Linked DNA regions of Homo sapiens: regions 1 and 2 are each linked to region 3. A link is an interaction called in ENCODE POLR2A ChIA-PET data of the cell type or tissue named here. Cell type or tissue: GM12878. All regions are shown on one strand. Region 1 overlaps GLDC (glycine decarboxylase). Region 2 overlaps GLDC (glycine decarboxylase). Region 3 has its middle 14 kb from the start of LINC02851.

What was found. Peaks named below come from ENCODE experiments on the same cell type or tissue, not always from the same donor. Only the 100,000 strongest peaks of a DNase experiment are listed, where the experiment ranks them.
Region 1: POLR2A ChIA-PET joins it to region 3 with 5 read pairs; 6 of 35 experiments call an interaction of 5 or more read pairs at or near these places.
Region 2: POLR2A ChIA-PET joins it to region 3 with 7 read pairs; 11 of 35 experiments call an interaction of 5 or more read pairs at or near these places.

The regions. Positions count from the first base shown.
Region 1 is chr9:6,599,669-6,602,168 of GRCh38, forward strand. GLDC (glycine decarboxylase) reads right to left here. Exons shown (of 25, transcript NM_000170.3): 8 at 2,441-2,500. Among named protein-coding and RNA genes, the nearest start is that of GLDC, 45 kb to the right of the region's middle. In GM12878, no CTCF peak of the experiment used is centred here; no DNase peak of the experiment used is centred here.
Region 2 is chr9:6,620,048-6,622,547 of GRCh38, forward strand. It overlaps GLDC (glycine decarboxylase), which reads right to left. Exons shown (of 25, transcript NM_000170.3): 3 at 137-272. Among named protein-coding and RNA genes, the nearest start is that of GLDC, 24 kb to the right of the region's middle. In GM12878, no CTCF peak of the experiment used is centred here; no DNase peak of the experiment used is centred here; H3K27ac peaks cover 608 bases.
Region 3 is chr9:6,689,087-6,691,586 of GRCh38, forward strand. No RefSeq gene overlaps it. Among named protein-coding and RNA genes, the nearest start is that of LINC02851, 14 kb to the right of the region's middle. RefSeq lists an enhancer at 2,374-2,500. In GM12878, no CTCF peak of the experiment used is centred here; a DNase peak (open chromatin) is centred at 982; H3K4me3 peaks cover 878 bases; H3K27ac peaks cover 2,215 bases.

The sequences.
Region 1 (2,500 bases), 89 kb before region 3:
TGAGATTGGGCCGCTGCATGCCAGCCTGGGTGACAGAGCAAGACTCCATCTCAAAAAAAAAAAAAACAACCAAAAAAACAAATAAATAAATAAAGATCAGCTTGCTGTTCAACAGAGGAAAAGCCTGTGCCAACCACCTTTCCTTCCTATCATACTGGAAGAGCTCATATTTGAAAAGAGGTGGCACCTTCCTGAGGCAAAACATAATACAAAAGGACCAACTGAGGAAATGGCTCCAAAGACCCGTGGCTGCAGAACCAACTATAAGAAGATCTTATTGCCCACTGCCTTCCTGGAGAAGCTTTTCAGAGGTGGTTCTAGACGCCAAAGCCCTGAGACGAAAGAGCACTCTACCTCCCATTGAAGCACCTGTGACATCTCTCTCTGACACTTCATGGAAGAGATGCAATTACAGTGGCCAGGCACGGTGGCTCATGCCTATAATCCTATCACTATGGGAGGCCAAGATAGGATCACTTGAGCTCAGGAATTTGAGACCAACCTGAGCAACAAAGTGAGACCTCGCCTCTACAAAACATTTTTTTGAAAATTAGCTGGGCGTGGTGGAATGTACCCATAGTCCCAGCTACTTAGGAGGCTGAGACCGGAGAATAATTTGAGCCCTGGAGGTTGAAGGTTGAGGCTGCAGTGAGCTATGGCCATGCCACTGCACTCCAGAATGGACAACAGAGCAAGAATCTGTCTCAAGAAAAAAAAAAAAAAAGAAGCCAGGTGCCATGGCTCACACCTACAATCCCAAAATTTTGGGAGGCCCAGGCAGGACCATCACTTGAGGTCAGGCGTTTGAGACCAGCCTGGCCAACATGATGAAACCTGCCTCTACTAAAAATACAAAAATTATCTGGGTGTGGTGGCCTGTAATTCCAGCTCTTTAGGAGGCTGAGGCACAAGAATCACTTGAACCCAGGAGGCAGAGGTTGCAGTGAGCCAAGATTGCGCCACCCCATTCCAACCTGGGTGACGCAGGAACAGGACTCTATCTCAAAGAAGAAAAAAAAAGAAGAAGAAAAAAAAAAAGAGATGCACTTAGAATGGATCCTGTGCTCAGGAGTGGGCCTCCAACTGATCCTAGGGTTTGGCTGGGTTTCACAAACACTTCGACCTAAGCCCTGGAGCAACTTCAAGGAGCAGAACCCAGAACCCTGGTCAGAACCCAGGAAGCTCTTCCTGTTTTATCCCATCCTTTTAAAGAATGCCAGACATGGCCAGGTGCAGTGGCTCATGCTTGTAATCCCAACACTTTGGGAGGCCGAGGTGGGTGGATCATGAGGTCAGGAGTTCAAGACCAACCTGGCCAAGATGGTGAAACCCCGTCTCTACTAAAAATGCAAAAACTAGCCTGGCGCTGTGGCAGGCGCCTGTAATCCCAGTTACTCAGGAGGCTGAGGCAGGAGAATTGCTTGAAACCGGGCAGCAGAGGTTGCAGTGAGCTGAGATTGCGCCACTGCACTCCAGCCTGGGCGACAGAGTAAAACTCTGTCTCGAAAAAACAAAAAAAAGAATGCCAGTCATAATCTCCCAGTAAGAGTGCCTCATGACTACCACCATCCCCTCAAGCACAGTCATCACAAATGCCCTTGCTTTGCCTTCCTCAACCCATTCCTGGAGAGGCTCCTTCTCAGTCCTAAGAGAGGGTGTCTCAACTGCCACCCATAACAAACCTGGCCCAACGCCAAGAATACTAGAGACCCTGATATCCATCTTTCTATTTACATATATTTTAAGTCTGTATATAAAAGTGAAGACTGGCCTTTTTTGTCCTTTCTTACGCTTTGCCTGTTCAGGATCTGAAGATGTGATTATGGGTAAAATGAAACAAATAATGCTTTTTATTTTTTTTAGTATTAAAACATGTATGGTGAAGAGAAAGCATAGGCAAATGGTGTACATATAAAGAACACCAGTAAAACACAGTGTCTTTTTCTTTAACTTTTTTTGTGGGGGCAGGAGTTGGGGACAGAGTCTCCCTCTGTCACTCAGGCTGGAGTGCAGTGGCATAATCATGGCTCACTGCAGCCTCAACCTCCCAGATTCTGGTGATCCTCCCACCTGAGCCTCCCTAGCACCTGGGACTACAGGAGCATACCACCACTGACGGCTAATTTATTTTATTTTATTTTTCATAGAGATGGTGTTTCGCCATGTCGCCCAGGCAGGTTTCCAACTCCTGGGCTCCAGCAATCTGCCTGCCTTGGCCTCACAAGGTGCTGGGATTACAGGCATGAGCCACCGTACCCAGCCAATACTGTATTTTGGTTCTCATAAGACAATGAGCCTTCTACACCAATAAGATCTTGCCATTTCTGGTGTGCTCACTGCTCAGGAGGTGGTGAATAAATGAACAAATGAATGAATGAATGAGTAGCTCATTTCTGTGTATCGTAAGGCATTCAGTAGTCAGGTCAGACGTGTGATTTACCTGAGCTGTACAGATGTTGCTGGTAGCCTTGTCTCTCCGAATGTGTTGCTCCCTGGTTTG
Region 2 (2,500 bases), 69 kb before region 3:
GGTTCCCGGACATTGGAGACAGCACTAGGAGGTGGGTGTCAGTGTGGAGGCTCTGAGACTGCAAGGGGACAGATGGAGGATGGAGAGAATTATGCAAATCACAGTCATCCTGTTCCTGAACTGAGAAATACATTACCATCCTGAGTTCTCCAGTAAGTTCCGCAAAATCGTCTGTGGCACTGAGCAGTTATAATAGCCCATGCCAATATACGATCTCCAGATCTGGTTTTTGCTTGAAATGGCATGCAGAGTTGCAAGGATTTCATTTTCACCTAATTGTGGGAAAAAGAGAAATGTTACAGACAGATGTCTCAGAAAAGAGCTCTAATTACAGTTTAAATCCCTCATTTTGTTTGAGTATTTATGACAGAATAACTATATGGAAAATGTAAGAGTCATCCATCCAACCAACACTAAGTACTGTATGCGACATCTCAAAAAAAAAAAAAGTCCCCAAACAACACTCAATTTCTCCTCAAGGTTGGCCCCCCCATCACTGTTTTGACTGTTCCTTATTCGGTTCTGTTTGCTAGAACTGCCCATTTTAACACTTGCCTCATTCCAGGCTTTTTCTGTTCCCTTTCTATTTCTGCTGTATATACGCTAAATAAAAATTCTGTCTTACTCCCAGTAAAATACTGTGTTTTACCTTCTAAACTGCCTCATACTCTCTGGAAGTAGGCACAGCTTCAGTCTAATTAACACATAATCTACATTTTCTCTAAAATTGTTCTACTCAGTTGCACATTCCTCCTTTGTGTCACTGAAAGGGCAACTTATAAAAAGGCCATCACTCAACAATAGAAAATATCAGTTGTAATCAAAGACCCTCATGCAGGGCTGTGAACAGTGGCTCACACCTGCAATCCCAGCACTTTGAGAGGCTGAGGTGGGCGGATCACCTGAGGTCAGGAGTTCAAGACAAGCCTGGGCAAGGCGGTGAAACCCCGTCTCTACCAAAAAAGGCAAAAAATTAGCCAGGCATGGTGGTTCACACCTGTGGTCCCAGATTCTTGGGAGGCTGAGGTGGAAGGATCACATGAGCCTGGGAGGCAGAGATTGTAGTGAGCTAAGATGGCGCCGCTGCACTCAAACCTGAGTGACAGAGTGAGACCCCCATCTCAAACAAAAACAAAAGCAAAAAAACACACCCTTATGCAGTTTCTACCAGCATTCTCATGAAGGCACTTTGGTTATTAAGAAGTATAAATGTACTTGGATGCAGGTGGGACCCTTTCTCGGGTCATTCATATAATCACAAAATAATAATAGCATTTGACATTTATTGAACATTATTCCACCAGGAATTGTACCATATGCTTTTCGCACAGCCTAGGGTACTGAGGATTGAAGACGGTCACTTGGCTGAGGTCACACGACTTTAAATTAAAGGATTACTAATCCAATCTCACACTTTAACTCACTGGACTAAGTTGAGAGCTGCTACATGGACAGCTCTTATACTGAAGGGTCCTTTTTTGTTTTTTTGAGAGGGAGTCTTGCTCTGTCACCCAGGCTGGAGTGCAGTGGCTCGATCTTGGCTCACTGCAACCTCCACCTCCCAGGTTCAAGCGATTCTTCTGCCTCAGCCTCCTGAGTAGCTGGGACTACAGTCGCACATCACCACACCTGGCTAATTTTTGTATTTTTAGTAGAGATGGGGTTTCACCATATTGGCTAGGCTGGTCTCGAACTTCTGACTTCGTGATCCGCCCACCTCAGCCTCCCAAAGTGCTGGGATTACAGGCGTGAGCCACCGCGCCCTGCCACTGAAGGGTACTTTTTAGATAGAAATGACATCATTTGGTTCTTTCTTTACCTCTCTGCATAGAGATAGATCATGCTACTAAAATTTAACTGGGATTTAACTACTTAGGCAAATGGCTGTCTTCTTTAAGATCTTCTTGGGGACTCAGTCACTTAACCCTGGGAATTGATTATTTTATTTTTCCTCTATCAGAGAAAAACGTAGGTAAAGCAAAACCTAAGACAGCAAACTGGCAAGGAAGACACTTAACATTGTTTTAACCCTATTGAACTCTATCTGAATATTATTTGCATCAATCTTTATCCTCAAGTAAAATACTTTCACCCTCCACCACACACACACAGACACACACACACACACACACACACACACACACTCCGCACTCCACATGCTTTCCCAGGAAATAAATTCACAAGAGATATGGTCCCCCTCCCCCTCCCCCTCTCCCCACGGTCTCCCTCTCCCTCTTTCCACGGGCCGAAGCTGGACTGTGCTGCTGCCATCTTGGCTCACTGCAACCTCCCTGCCTGATTCTCCTGCCTCAGCCTGACGAGTGCCTGCGATTGCAGGCACGCGCCGCCACGCCTGACTGGTTTTCGTATTTTTTTGGTGGAGACGGGGTTTCCCTGTGTTGGCCGGGCTGGTCTCCAGCTCCTAACCGCGAGTGATCCGCCAGCCTCGGCCTCCCGAGGTGCCGGGATTGCAGACAGAGTCTCGTTCACTCAGTGCTCA
Region 3 (2,500 bases):
CATAATGTTTTCCAGATTCATCCATCTTGTCACAAATGATGGTATTTACCTACATTTTTGTTTTTGGAGACAGGGTCTCACTTTGTTGTCCAGGTTGGAGTGCAGTGGTACAAACACAGCTCACTGCAACCTCAACCTTGACCAGGCTCAAGTGATCCTCTCACCTCAGCCCCCCAAGTAGCTGGGACTACAGGCGTGAACCACCACACCCTGCTAATTTTTTTTTGTTTTTGATACGGAGCCTCACTCTGTCACCAGGATGGAGTACAGTGGTGCCATCTTGTCTCACTGCAACCTCTGCCTCCCAGGTTCAAGCAATTCTCCTGCCTCAGCCTCCTGAGTAGCTGGGATTACAGGTGCACACCACCACGGTCAGCTAATTTTTGTATTTTTAGTAGAGACAGGGTTTAACCATGTTGGCCAGGATGGTCTCAATCTCTTGCCCTCGTGATCCTCCCGCCTCAGCCTCCCAAAGTGCTGGGATTACAGGCATGAACCACCGTGCCCGGCCTGGACTTTTTTCTTTTTTTTGAGACAGGGTCTCACTATGTTGCTCAGGCTGGAGTGCAGTGGCGCAGTCTCAGCTCACCGCAACCTCTGCCTCCCAGGTTCAAGCGATTCTCCTGTTTCAGTCTCCCAAGAAGCTTGGGATTACAGGTGCCTGCCACCATGCCCAGTTAATTTTTGTATTTTTAGTAGAGACAGGGTTTCACCACATTGGCCAGGCTGGTCTTGAACTCCTGACCTCAGGTGATCTGCCTGCCTCAGCCTTCCAAAGTGCTGGGATTACATGCTTGAGCCAACGCGCCTAGCCAAAAAGGACTTCTATAGGAAGGACAAATAGGTTTCTCTAAAAAAGACAAATGTGTTTTTAGAAGAACAAATGGGAGACATGCAAACATTATCACAAACCAAACTTTCTTATATAGGTGTGAGTGGTCTTTTTCAGGTTCATAAAACTGCCAGAGAGGGGATTTATGGTAGGTTTATTCTGGGTCTCTCCCCTGGGAGTAGAAGCCACCCCAAACAGGAAATTTATGTCCGTCCTCATTTCTCAGAAGTTTCTACTTTTAATCAAATAAGGGAAGTCCCAAGGAAGCTTCTTTCTGCATCTGTTCCATCTCAAATGTCTTCAGCTTAAAATAATCTTTATACTAACTCCAGTGTTCTGAGTGGGACCCCACAATTGTATATTTAATCACCTTGTGAAACTTGACAAGTATTTAACCCAACATTTTCTGATTTGGAATATTTTAGAGAATGTGATTCATTAATAAATCATTTATCAAAAAAAGAGATCATTGGTTTGACAGTGCTGGGCTTACAGGCATGGGCCACCATGCCCGGCCAGCAGTATGTATTTTAGTTGACTGGCAAACAGACAATTGTTCCCTTTTTTCCTTTTTTAAATTTCAAGCCTTGTCACTGTGTCATAAGACAATTGTTCATGATGTCATAAATGTAATTTTTACTTCAATAAACTATAATACACTTGTAACATTCCAGGCTCTTTTTATTGTGTGTGTGTGTGTGTGTTCTTTTTTAAATTTTTAATTATTGGCTGGGCACAGTGTCTCATGCCTGTAATCCTAGCACTTTGGGACGCCAAAGCAGGTGAATCACTTGAGGTCAGGAGTTCAAGACCAGCCTGGGCAACATGGTGAAACCGCGTCTCTACTAAAAATACAAAAATTAGCTGGGTGTGGTGACACACATTTGTAATTGCAGCTACTCAGGAGGCTGAGGAATGAGAATCACTTGAACCCGGGAGATGGAGGTTTCAGTGAGCCGAAATCGCACCAGTGCACACCGGTCTAGGTGACAGAATGAGAATCTGTCTCAAAATAAAAAAAAATGGTTTTCAGGCCTTTCTTTTTTTTGTTAGAGACAGGATTTCACTCTGTCTCCCAGACTGGAGTGCAGTGACACAATCATAGTTCACTGCAGCCTTGAGCTGTTGGGCTCAGGGAATCCTGCCTCAGCCTCTTGAGTGGCTGGGACTACAAGCATGCCACGATGCCTAGCTATTTTTATTTATTTTTTATTTTTATTTATTTATTTTTGAAACAGAGTCTTGCTTTGTCACCCAGGCTGGAATGCAGTGGTGCGATCTGGCTCACTGCAACCTCCGCCTCCTGGGTTCAAGCAATTCTCCTGCCTCAGCCTCCTGAGTAGCTGGGACTACAGGCGTGCACCACCACACCCAGCTAATTTTTGTATTTTTAGTAGAAACGGGGTTTCACCATGTTAGCCAGGCTGGTCTCGAACTCTTGACCTCAGGTAATCCATCTGCCTCGGCCTCCCAAATTGCTGGGATTACAGGCGGTAGTCACCATGTCTGGCCAATTTTTAAAAAGATTTTACAGAGACAGAGTCTTGCTATGTTGCCCAGGCTGGTCTTGAACTCCTGGCCTCAAGCGATCCTCCCACCTGGGCCTCCCAAAATCCTGGGATTATGGGCATGACCCACCCCAACCATCCTGGTTTTTAGGCCTTTGTA